2 separate regions of the Mus musculus genome follow, and region 2 is linked to region 1. The links are chromatin contacts, found by Hi-C or POLR2A ChIA-PET in ENCODE. All regions are on one chromosome and are shown on one strand. The core of a region is the stretch at or near the end of the contact, and the rest is flanking DNA. Distances in the headings are between cores, read along the strand shown.

Region 1 (6,290 bases), core at 2,184-4,683:
TGGGGACTCTCCCTTCGGAGTCCAGCTGAAGCACACGTCTCCACATACTTGGCTTCAGGCAGGGTAGAGGCTGACGGCTCAGGTAGTGGCCGCAGCTGCTGCCTGGGCTCCGGGCTGTCTTGTGGTCGGCTCACCGGGTCCTCCGCAGGCGTCAGGCTGGTCTGTGAGTTCATGTCAGACGTACCGCCTTCCATTCTGAGCCCTTGTCCAGGTTTCAGAGACAAGATGAGGCAGTGGTGAGCGCTGGGGCTGTCCTGGGTCCCCCTCTGGTCCCGGAGGGGCCACAGAGTGGCCTGAAACAGGTTCCCACGTGCTTGGGCTGGCCCCAAGGCTGTAGGTACCACTGCCACAGTTGCCACCACCGCCCAGTTCTTCAGCCCCTGTGGTGGGGCCTCGGCAAGCCAGAGGGAGGTGGGAGGGCTCCCAAAAGAGGCAGCAGAGGTGGTCTGTAGCCAGGGGGCTGCGGCTCTGGCCGCGATTGTGGCCAGTGTCCTGCTGCTGAGCTGTCCAGTCCAGTTGCTTGTCTGACAGCGTCGGTGGGTGGGGGTCTGAATGCCATTAGCCAGCGACGAAGCAGCATCTGTAGGTCGGACAGGGGTCTGCCAGAAATGAACGGAAAGCATGTGCTGTCCCTTGTACAGCTTTGTCGCTCTCCTGGATGGGGAGATAGAGGGTCACGTCATTCCAGAAATATTTTTAGTGTCCATTCCCTAGTCATATCGAAACTACACTTGAGGGTAAAAAGAAGAGATGCGGAGAGGAGGCGGGGTGGGGGAGGAATGTGGCTTCTGATTCAAATCAGCCAAATGTTCATTGTAATCTGTTTTAGAGGCGTCTAGCAAGCGCACAATTACCCTTCGCTGGCTGCCATCTTTCCCCAGCCTCTGATTAAATGAATTTTCTCTCCTTGTTCAAAATTCAAATTTTTTCACGGTACTTCAAATCCATTAAGGAAACTCCAGAAATATTTCAAGTCCCACTTGTGCATATGGTAATTTTATAGTTGCCTCATTTGCATTGTCTTTCCCTCTTTGGAGAGCAAAATCAGATGAGGGATGGTCATAGAAGCTTTCACAGGACAAGAATATTTCGTCATCCTTCCCTTTGGCCAGACTTATACTCTGTGAAACATAACCTATTTGTTTCAAATTGGGAAAACAAAAAACAAACAAAAAAAACAGAAAACAAACAAACAAAAAAAAAAACCCAACAACAACAACAAAAAAACCAAACCTCTTCTAAAATCCTTGCTGTGTTTACTCAAAGCTTAAAGGGGGAATTTCCCGAGACCTAAAAGCTCCTTAAATAAATTTAAGCTACAGGCATTCTGAAGGAATACAGAAAGACAATATGGACAATACTTCAAATCCCTACAGTGACTACTCAAGCTCAAAACCGTTCCTAAACTTGTAAACGCACTACAAGACAATAAGTCATGTTAAATATAGCCTTAGCTACAGCTCAGCGATTGGGTTCCCCTGGCTGCACGCCAGCTCTGCAGGGCAGAGAGTCAAAACGCAGGAAAGAACAAGGAATATGCTTACCCTCCCTGAGTACAGTGCGGCTTGGAGGGAGGTTCAGAGAGGAAATGTGAGCCTCTGGCATGCCCCTGAAAATACGGCCAAAATCCCAGTTCACCCGCTCTGAGATAGATTCATTCCAAACAAGTCAAGATCTGGACAGGCAGATTTGCCAAGGCAACAGAGGGGTCAGTGCTAGCAACCTTTGGGGCGATTCCCCGGGCATGGTCCATGGAAAACCACGACTAGGTTTTGGTGAGACCTGGCCCTCATCATCTGCCAGGCCCAAGTCCACCTCTATACATAGTCTGTGTGTCACCTATGCCGATTGGATAAAGCCCTATTTTAAACATCCACATTTGTGGAAAGGAAAATAACACCGCCAACCATCCCCTTTTGACATGAATGCCATCCCCACGCTGAAAAGGGTTCCTTCCTCTGAGTAGGCATGTGCGTAAGTGAGAAGTAGTCACCCCTGACAACTGCAGCGTCTACCTTCTCTCCCTGTAGGCATCCCAACCCCACCATTCTCCCTAGGACAAGCCCTCTGCCCTCTCTACTGCCACTAAAACGTGCCCAGAAGAGACTGAAAACATCTGGAATAAAGCAATGGTTATTAAGCCATAACTCAGGGTCATGGGAAAGAAAAAGAAATACCTTCCAAATCTTAGTTTCTTAATTAGTAAGTACAACTAACTAGGAACATTTTTAACATTTACGCACATATTAATGATTGAATTCTGGTAAGAACCACATGAATTAAGTACAATTACTATACTGATTTTATAGACGGGGAACCTGAGACACAGAGGTAGGGCATGATTCAAACCTAGGCAGTCCAGCTGGAGACCTTTACGGTTACGATAGGCAATCAAGGTGGGTCCCCACAGTCAAGGTGGGTCCCCACAAAACCATTCAGAGTTGTTACCCCGTCAACTATCAAATCTGCATGACCACAAATAATCTATGTAACTGGTTGAGGTTTGTTTGTTTGTTTTTATTTCAGATATTCAACCCGAGAACACTTTATGGACTTGGGGGGCTAAGGAACACGATTCTGTTAATAAAATGGATTAAATATAGTCCCCTTCTCTCAGGCAAGCAGACTTTTGAGCTCGCCATTTTTACTTTTCTTTGAGGCTGACCATGCCTTGGGCAGTAAGAAAGCCCTGGAGATAGTCCAAGACAGTGTGAGACACATGTGCTTCCTGGCTAATCAAGAGGCGAGAGTTTCTGTATAGTCCAAGGAAGAATCACTCTAGCGCTGTCATATGGCCCTGTCTGTCATCGCAACACAACAGATTTTTTTTCTTGAGTTTCTTCCTGTGGTTAGCAAAATATAAAACTGAAAGTTCTGACACACAGGGTATATGGTAATGTTCTCTCTCTCTCTCTCCCTCTCTCTCTCTCTCTCTCTCCCTCTTCCCCTTCTTCTTTCTTCCTTTCCTTTCCTTTCCTTTCCTTTTCTTGCTTGCTTTCTCCCTGTCTTCCTTCCTTTCTTCCTTCCTTCCTTCCTTCCTTCCTTTCTCTCTCTCTCTCTCTCTCCCTCTCTCTTCCTTCCTTCCTTCCTTCCTTTCTTTCTTTCTTTCTTTCTTTCTTTCTTTCTTCCTTTCTTTCTGTGTTTTCAAGGCTGGCCTCGAACTCAGATATCCACCTGCCTCGGCCTCCCCCAGTGCTAGGATTAAAGGTCCCAGACTACAACTGGTCACCATAATTTCTTAATACCCAAAGTTCCGCAAAACCTCCTGAGGTCTCCCCTCTCTGAGAACCCAGCCCTGGCCAAGCTCCCCACCTCCCCCCAACCCCCTCCCCCACAATCAGACACAGCCTGGTTCGGTTCTAACGTGGGTTCTTACCTTCAGAATAGGTGTGTGGCTCCTTCAAGGATTTCCAGCTAAACAATGCCAGTGTCGATATGGTGGTAGTGGGGGTTCCTTCATATAAAGTCAATTTCCAAAAGGTTTTTTTTTTTTTAAGTCAAACCAAAAATTCCCTTTGTGGTTTAAAATCAAATAAGCTGAAACACCATAGTAGGGCTGACTATTAAAAGAAAAGAAATGTATAAATAGAAAAACAGCAGCCAACTTTAGGGTAAAGAAGACAATTAAGGACTCCACACGGTTTCCCTTCTGGTGTTTTTCAGAGTTCTGGGTTAGTTTATGGTACCATGAAAAGGGGTGGTCTGAGATCTAGTGGAGTAGCTTGGAGTCATGGGTAGCTACCGTGTCCTTCATTCTTACAGGTGGGTAGCCACCGTGCCTTTTATTCTTACAGATGACTCTGATCACTTTTTTACAGATGAACTCAGTGGTTGCCTGCCTGACCTCAGGTGTTGAGCAATTGATGTGACTAATATTGCCAGTATTAACCCATGGTGAGCAGGCACGCGTGGTTAGACAGGCAAGGTATGCCCTGTTGATAACTTTATATGGGAACTCCAGGAGCAACAAAGGAAGTGACTCAGCGTTGTTACATTTCTCTCTGAGGAGAAAGTCTCTTAGCTTTCCTTGAAGGGTTTCTGAGATAGTTCAGTGTATGTAAAACCTTAACATGACTTAAGAAGTGAAGAACGAAGGCCAGACCACCCACCAGCTGATTAAAGGTCATGCTTATATTTTGGGTCTCCAAATCTGGCATAATAAGATAACTAAGTGTGCTATTCAAGAGAAGAAACCGTTCACAGAAGGCAAACCTTAGACTGGAAACGAAGAGATGTATTAGGTTAAACTTAACCTCAGAGTCAATGCCAAACCCTTGGCCAACCACAAACATTCTTAGTTTGTCTGGGGCACAGCAGGGAAGAGACAGTGGTGCTTTATATTGAGTTGAAGGTCTTTCCATAAAGATGTGTATCGCTCTCAGCACACACTTATGTGAAGAAGGCTTTTCTGGGGACCACTGCCTAAGACCTAGGACGTGGCTAGCACCTTTCCAAGCCTAGGGATGGACATGTGAAAGTTGGCATCTGAAAGAAGGTGCCCTATCATACTATTTAATGTACTAAAAGGTACGTGGTTATTGAAATAAGCCCTCCATAATCATATGACTAAAAAGTAGTTATTGTTTCCACTTTATGGACTGAAAAAAAAAAGCGAGGCTAAGTAAAAGCTTGTGCCTCTGTAGGGCTTTTCACCATTTTTCCCAATAATCAAATGCTGCAGCCCTGGTTAAAATTGGGTGTGAGGTGGACCCAACCAACCTTAAGTAGTTAATTGAGTACAAGTCTATGAGGTGTATGGGGGGGGGGGGTGTCACAGGACCATACCCATCGCAGGCTAATTAAGCTGTCTCATAGCCTTTAGCCAACTGCCCGCCTCCGGGACCAGCTGGTCCAAAGACATGGAGAAGCAGGATTAGGAGCCAGCTATCCCTGTGAAGGGGAAAACAGCATGTACGGTGGGAGGGCGAGCCCGGCATGGTGTCATGGGGCCACACACACTCTAGATGCAACCCCTTAGCTATGCCCTTAAAACTTGGAAGGACAGGAAGGGACAGTTCACCACCAGAAATAAACCCTTAGTAAGCAGCCCTTGAGCCTGCCCACAAGCTCAGATATGGAGTGGAGTGGTTGTTCACTTTGCGGCTTGAGCCAGGAGGCACGCATATCAGGGAACTCATCTTCTCTGGCTGCCGCCCTCCTCTTCTTCTTGTGGTTTGAACTCCTCTTGGGCCTTTTTCAACCCCTTTCTCTTCTGTTATTCCTCCACGTCCCTGATGTTTTATGTCCGGCAGTTGGGGCTGTCTGGCCTTCCTCGTGGGGGAGCTGTGGGGGTGTCAATGTTTTAGATATGACTATATAGAGAAAAATGGCCCTTGAGGACCACCCTCAGGTGGAATCTTTAACACAACTTAAAATAGACTTACTCTAAATCTGGGTCCATCTTATCTGTGGCCTGTCAGTCATCCTATTGTATGTTAAGAGAGAAGGGAGGCGGTGGCATGGGGTTTCCCAGTCTAGGGTAGCAGGACAGGGAAAATGTCTTCCTGGCCTTTCATAGGTTACTGTGGATTGTCCCAGGCCAGTTGGAAGCAGGATATGATTAACCAGCCAAGTCGGCTGCTGTGCAGTCACATAGGTTGCATATTTCTGTAATTTTAGGAAGGTGGTTTTGTGTTTTCTTTCTCTCTCTTAAGTCTTGGTGTTACATTTTAAGCCCCAAACTCTTCAGGTTTTTTGTTTGTTTGTTTGTTTTGATTCTGTCTACTTTGGAAAATGTGTGTTAGCTACAATATTACTTAGAATGACCATGTCATATCTCACCAACATGTATATTACATTATTACCAAAATACCTTATGTCTTAGTCCATTATTACCAAAATACCTTATGTCTTAGTCGCTGTTCTATTACCATAAAGAGACACCATGGTCAAGGCAACTCTTTAAAAGGAGAGCATTTAATCAGGGACTTGCTTAGAGTTACAGAGCCTTAGTTCGTAAGTATCATTATGGCACGTAGTGTGGCTGCAGCCATGTGTCCATGTGTGATTCTGGAGAAGCTGAGAGCTACATCCTGATCCCAAGGAAGAGAGAGAGAAAGAAAGAGAGAGAGAGAGACAGAGAGACAGAGAGACAGAGAGGCTGGGCCTGGTGTGAGCTTTTGAAACCTCAATCTCCACCTCAGTGACACAGTGCCTCCTATAAGGCCACACCTCCTAAACCAAATAGTCCCACTCTCTAGTGACTAAACATTCAACTCTACGAGCCTGTGGGGGCCATTCTTATTCAAGCCACCACACTTTATTTAAAAAATGGAATTGATTTACTGGCC
Region 2 (6,947 bases), core at 58-2,557, 36 kb after region 1:
TTCCTCTCTGACTGAAAATTGGTGACTCACTCTTTTTACCACGGTGAATTGCCAAGTCTTGTGGAGACATAATATGTATTCTGGGTGTTGCTTAGAAAAACTGCCCAAAGATTGAATCCAAACTGAAGGTGAAAGCCAAGGACGTTGCGGTGTTAGATTTGAAACGGTGCCTAAGAAGACAGAGGAGAATCCTATGGTAACTGACCTTGTGGTGGGTGTGGATGTGGGGGGGGGGGGTTCATAGGGAGGCCAGGAAAAGGCAGAGGCAGAGAATGCCTGTGAGAAGCTGGAGCCTGAGAACCCTGGAACTGAGTCTATTTCTATCCTTGCTACTAACCGAGCAGTAAGACCTTTGGCAGGTCACTATATTTTTCTGGACATAGAGTCCCCATTCATAAAATAGGGAGGTTGGGATCTCTTGCCAGTAGGTACCTTGCAACTAAATATTTACGTATGCATATGTGATACCTAGTGGAGAACTTTGGGATTATTAGTCTCACATGTTCCTGAATCTAAGTCCAAACAACCTCAAATCAGACATGTTAGGAATTCCACAGCAAAGTGCATAGACAGAAAAGGATAATTAGCATCCTTGCATCATGGGGTTGGATTTTGTTGATAAGTGGGGTGTTGCAAGGGCGAATAGAAAACCTTTTCGGTTTTCAGACACTAGGCTTCAAACCTATAGAAGTTGTACTGTTATAGTTATTCAGTTTCACCATTAATAATTGATTAACAAACACTAATACTAAAAAACCTGAAGTCCATTACACCAAGGGTACACATTTAGAACTCTCTGGAAGGTAGAGTTTCATTAACAAATAAAATATCTACTCCTAATATTTCCTTCCTTGGTTCTTAAATGTCAAAGCTGCCACCGTTCTTAGATCTTGAATTTTTTTTAATCCTATTATCTCATCACTATGCAAAAATTTGTATATGGGGAGAGTGTGGGTGCATTTTGTGAAATCCTTTTCATTTTAATAATAATAACAAATAAAATAAATTTCATGAGCTGTCACCGTGCATGTAGTAATGAAATGTTAATTTATCAAGCTATATCTAACTCATGGGATTCTAGTGGGTAAAATGATGGGTTTTATGAGAGCGAAACCAGCCTGTACTTTGGGGAAAGGCAAGGAAACACAAGTCAGCAAGCGCTGTTCACAAGACAGTGCTGTAGGGCTGCCAGAAGCTCCTGGCTCCTGGCTAGCACACAGATCATTGGTTTGGAGGCAGTCTGACTCCTGTGCAGCTCGGTTCTCAAAAGTGCTATAAATAGCTGCCAAGCAAGCGCTTTCCTCCACTCCATCAGCACTTCCTGTTGTCCAGTGATCACGCTGTGCAGAAGAACACAGTGCTAAATATGCCGAATAGGACAGACGTGCTCACTGCAGTGAAAGGTGACTGCAATTAGAACCAAACCGTCCGTTGTTGGTAAAGCGCTGAGACCGAAATATGCTTGCCTCACTTCATGTGTATGAAGCTGTGGGTGAACCTTCAGAGAGCTGAAGCCACGGAGAGGCCAAGAGATGGACTGGGTGAAAGGCTGAGGAGGAGCAAAGGAGAAGAGAAGAGTTGATGAAAGGGGGTTGGTTATTGGTTGTAGAAATTGTCTATAAAATATCCAGTCATTTGGTTGTCTATTTTGTGTTATTACATACTCAAAAATGGTGCAACCACCTTACTATAATAAATATCAAGTACTGGGATAGGTATTGGGAGTATGGAGAGAACCAAGACATTTGAAACATACAGCTTAGTGGTATTAACAGATAATGAGCAAGTAAGGGAAAGCCATCTAATGTCAGAAAATGATCAATACTCCAAAAGCAACCAGCTACTCAATAACCTAGTATTTGCCCTGGTTAGTTTTCACTGTCAACTTGACACAACCAAGAGTCATCTGAGAGGAGAGAGCCTTGTCTGGGAAATTGCCTAGGTGAGATTGGCCTGTGAGCATATCTGGGAGGGGATTGTCTTGATTATGAGTTGGACCAAGAGGGCCAGTCCACAATGGGCAGTACCACAGGCTGATGGTCTGTGCTGCATAAGAAAACTCAGAGAGCCAGAGAGTAGTCAGCAAACAGGGCTCCTTAAACAGTTCCTGCCTCCAGGTTCCTGCCTTGAATTCCTGCCCTAACATCACACCAGGACAAATTCTGGCCTGTAAACCAAATAAACCCGTTCTACTGAGAGCTGCTTTGGATCACAGTGTTTCATCAGAGCAACAGAAAGAAAAGCAGAAGAGCATTCAATTTGTGTCAAGTGCTTTTGAAGAGATGTAATATTCATATGTATACAGAAACCCACAAGCCTCATTTTGCTAGAGATAATAGCATTCACAGTGATGTCAGATAAATCCCACCTTAACCTACCCATATTGGACAGAATAATAAAGACTGACATTATATTTCCTTCCAACCCTTATCCTACATGTTGCAAAATTCTAATCTCTCTCCTCATGCAGGCATCTTATGTCTGCCTATTGTTTTGTTTTGGTTTGGGTTTTTTTTTGTTTTGTTTTGTTTTGTTTTGTTTTTTGGCCAGGTTGAGATGAAGAATTAGCATTGCATCTAGAAAGCTATGCATGGATACAGTGTTTGTGTCGTTTAGAGACAATGTTTACTTTGTTTTGTCATGTGTATTATTCTTAAAGGTATCCACCATTTGTTTCAAGGAGAAAACATGAAAAATGAAGGGGACTTTAGATGTGTATATACATGCATGTATGATGCTTAGTTACCCTCCTGTTAAACATTTTAGGCTTCACATGACTTTTCTAACATGTGTCATCCTGTTAAGATTGCACTGCCAAGGTCAGCTGAGTAGTTATAGTGTCCTCAGCAAGAAATGAGCCAGATAATACATTTCTAAATGTAGCAATTTTAACAACAATGAACATTTATCTCACTTTGCATAGGGAGTGTACTGGCTAGTTTTATGTCAACTTGACACAGGCTGGAGTTATCACAGAGAAAGGAGCTTTAGTTGGGGAAATGCCTCCATGAGATCCAGCTATAAGGCATTTTCTCAATTAGTGATCAAGGGGGGAGGTCCCCTTGTGGGTGGTGCCATCTCTGGGCTGGTAGTCTTGGTTCTGTAAGAGAGCAGGCTGAGCAAGCCAGTAAAGAACATCCCTCCATGGCCTCTGCATCAGCTCCTGCATCCTGACCTACTTGAATTCCAGTCCTGACTTCCCTTGGTGATGAACAGCAGTGTGGAAGTGTAAGATGAATAAACCCTTTCTTCCCCAACTTGCTTCTTGGTCATGATGTTTGTGCAAGAATAGAAACCCTGACTAAGACAGGGAGTAACTTAATTTCTGCCTTTCTTAGGGTTTCTATTGTTGCAATGAAACACCCTGACGTAAAACCAGCTGGGGAGGAAAAGGTTTCTTTGTATTACACATCCACATTGTAGTGTATCATTGAAGGAAGTCAGGACAGGACCTCAAACAGTCAGGACACTGGAGGCAGGAGATAATGCAGAGACCACAGAGGAGTGCTATATACTGGCTTGCTCATCACGGCTTACTCAGCCTGCTTTCTTATAAACCTAAGACCTCTAGCCCAAGGATGGCACCACCCACTGTGGGTTGGGCCCTCCCCTATCAGTCACTATCTAGAAAATACCCTGTAGTTATAGAGGCATTTCTCAATCAAGGTTCCATCCTTTCATATGATTCTAGCTCATGTCAAGCTGACATAAAACTAATCAGCACAGGGGCAATTTTGTTTTACCATCACAAATGAAACTGCAGTAATAGTCTTCGAGGGCTGCAGTCATCTATATGGATCTAAAGAACTGGCTATCAGCACATGGTGGGTGATGTTTGAAGTGACTTCTAGTTGGAATTCCATCCGTCCACCCTATCCTTCATGCTGTCAGTGGGCTGTGATGGGTTATCACAGTACACACCCTGATCTGCTGCCCTCAGGCCAACAGACACAATGACCGGGTATGGGCCGCTCCTTCACAATTTTCCTTGTCTACTGGGAGTAGGAGAAGGATGACAAGTTCCATGACTGTCATTCTCAGTGTAGGAATATGAAGCAGGAATCAGTATGGGAACCAAAGATAGTCTTCATTAGTAGGAAAAAAGTCAAAGCAGGTTAGTGTTCAAACTCAGATCTCTGACTGTAAGTCAGTCTTCCTTCTTACTGCTCTGTTGATCTATACAGTAAAAGAAAACATTAAAATAGTACCCTAAGGAGAGATTGGAACCAGACAAGAGTAACTGTCAAGGAGAAAGAAACAAACGATATATTAACGTTGAGAAGAGGAGTAACTAGAAGCATGCACATCTAAAGCTTTAGGGGCCTTTATTTGGGGGGATATTTGAATGACAGTTAAGACAGTAACCTACACAGATGAAATGGTGTTGACTATAAAGTCACACAGATGAAAGCTCGATGGCAATTGTTGAAGTAAACATAGTGACATGGTGCAGTGGGGTTATTTGATGGTTATAAAGAGAGACTGGCAAAGGATATTTGTATACTTTTGAGACTATGTACGAGCACAGACACTGCTCTAGGAATTTTTATGTAGGTTAAGGAGGGGTTATCAGGTCTTAGGTGACCCTAAAAAATCATTAGGAGACATAGAAATTAGCTTCCACATTCACGGAAGAGTAACTGAGACTCGGGGTAGACTGACCATGGGCAGGACTGGAAGAACATAGAGATGTCATTTAAATCATGTCTGTCGGAACCCAGTGTGCACATGCTCGGTCCCATATTAGCTCCAGCAGGCAACAGTCTAAAGGGTTCTTTCTTCCCTGACTGGGTATTGTTAAGTGTGCTAAAAACCTCTTTTTATTTATTTGATGATCTTCCAAAATCTACACACACAGACACACACACACACACACACACACACACACACACACACAGACACACACACCATGCTTCCTGTCCTATGACTCCACAGGCAATCATCACAACCTGCCAGGCTTGGCTCATTCCTTCTGTTCATCCTTCCCATCTGATCCATTTGCTCATCCTGGCCATCCTAATGGTCGTCATTTCCATGCCATCTCCTTAGCTCCCTGCCCGAAGGAACCACCCATTGCAAGGCCTCGCTCCTTCCAGCCTGGTAGTTTGAAGTAATCTCTAAAATAGACTGCAGTGATACCTACGTGCTGATACTTAACCCTGTGGAAATCCATCCCTTTGAGTGTGGAGCACTATAGCAACCCACTTGAAATAATTAACATGGACCATGTGCAATGGGGTATCACTTCTAGAAAAGACAGGACAAAACCCTGCTTTCTTTCTCTCTCTGCGGGAGGTCAGATGCCATATGAGGTCTTGCACTGAGAGAAGGTTCTGCAGCAAGGAGCTGAGGGATGCCTCTGGCAAATGGCCACTGTCAAACTTGGGGTCCCCAATCTGGTTTCAACCCTTGAGAAGCTGAAATCCACCAGTAGCCATACTCACATCCGGCCCCTCAGGAGCAAATGCTTGTTGAAACAGCTGCATTTTTTTTCTTTTCAGCAATAGATAACTTCTGGGAATTTGGTTGTTTGTGTCATTTCTGTTTCCAAAAGCCTTTAATGACTCTCATTTGCCTTCAGAAGATAGCTAAGCTTCTCTGTCTGACATGGGGACACTTTATCTTCATGTTCCAGCATGACAGTTAATAATTAATTGAGGATTACTTGATCGTTGAAGGCAGTAGTGTGTAATTCAGATATCAACTGATGCCACATTGGCCTTAAGGGCTAAAGAAAATTGGTACCAACATCCAATACACACTCTGTGGAAAATCCAACATCCTCCCGAGATATCGCTTTCCTGGTGGATTTAAACAGACTCACACCTGGTGTTATTTTGCTTCTGCTCCGTTAACTCAGCACACGGATTCTCTCCCCCTTAGATGCCACACTGTTTTTCAAACTGTTTACTCAATCCCTTTCCAGATACACACACACACACACACACACACACACACACACACACACACCACTGTACAATACTACTGTATAAAGGAAATTTCATAAAATTTTAAGGATTTCTTATACACCTCAAATAACTTAAGTTGAATATTAAATATCACTATTAATTTTAGTTGGGAATGTGAGAAACTATTGGGTACGTTTGCTGTCATTAACATTTGTACAGAGAAACATTAACGAGGCATCATAGAAACTGTCTATAGAGGGGAGACCAAATTAAATGGGAAAGTGGACTCTTGTCTCCTATTCCATTCCATTTTGACTTAGAAAAAATGTAGTTTCCTTTCAAAAAGTAAAAAGTAAAGCTTTTTTAAAAAGAAAACATTCTCAGATTCCTGCATTGGGAGCCTCCTACTGAACTCACACACCGGTGACTCTGACTCCTCCACACAGCACTCTAAGTTCTCCCCACTGTATTTGTTTTCAATACTGAGCTGAGTTTTTTCTGGTTTCAAATCCATACTCAATTCATTCTCAATTCAGTTAATCTCTGTCTCTGTCTCTCTCTTAGCTAATTTTTATTTTTTATTTATGTGTTTTATGTGTTTGTGTGTGAATCTGTGTATGCTGGTGCATGCTGGTGTCTGTGGAGACCAGAATAGGGCATTTGATCCACCTAATATAGGTTCTTGGAAACAAACTTGGGTCTTCTGTAAGAGCAGCAAGTACTCTTATCTGATAGCTGGGATATCTTCCCAGCCTACTTAACTCTCTTTCTGACCTATTTTGAATTCAGCTCTATGTCCACCTTCGCTCATTAAAGATTCACAAATGTGGTCGTATAACGGAAGTACACAGAAAATCCTAAAAACGATGCTGTCCAGTTACTTGTTTCTGTTCTATCTTCCAATGCCCAGGACGCAGAAAAAGAGGGCGCTCCTGGATAACACAGAGAAGGGAGTGGACAAAAAACATCAGGCGAAGCTAAAAAATCATCATCAAAGATCATGCTTAGTACACAGCTTTGCTTTAAAACCAACCTGAC

Evidence for each region. A loop is a pair of places that touch in the nucleus more often than their neighbours do. ChIA-PET counts read pairs that join two places held with the same protein, here RNA polymerase II (POLR2A).
Region 2: a loop to region 1 is called in a map of heart, with 4 times the contacts of the local background. The contact joins the enhancer-like site here to the promoter of 1110002E22Rik in region 1. A Hi-C loop is called at or near these places in 7 of 37 maps with a recorded cell type or tissue (gastrocnemius and heart). POLR2A ChIA-PET finds 5 or more read pairs at or near these places in 1 of 5 experiments (Patski).

What each region holds. Positions count from the first base shown.
Region 1 is chr3:138,059,385-138,065,674 of GRCm38, reverse strand. It overlaps 1110002E22Rik (RIKEN cDNA 1110002E22 gene), which reads right to left and starts at 3,433. Exons shown (of 3, transcript NM_001370862.1): 1 at 3,377-3,433; 2 at 1-654. The coding sequence starts at 623. The region is part of intron 1 of Gm5105 (predicted gene 5105); the gene reads left to right.
Region 2 is chr3:138,020,856-138,027,802 of GRCm38, reverse strand. No RefSeq gene overlaps it. Among named protein-coding and RNA genes, the nearest start is that of 1110002E22Rik, 38 kb to the left of the region's middle. Within about 2 kb of position 1,307, at least 1 of the 3 ENCODE cell types and tissues checked has a DNase peak (open chromatin) inside an H3K27ac peak, as active enhancers do; it is heart, where a contact is called at or near this core.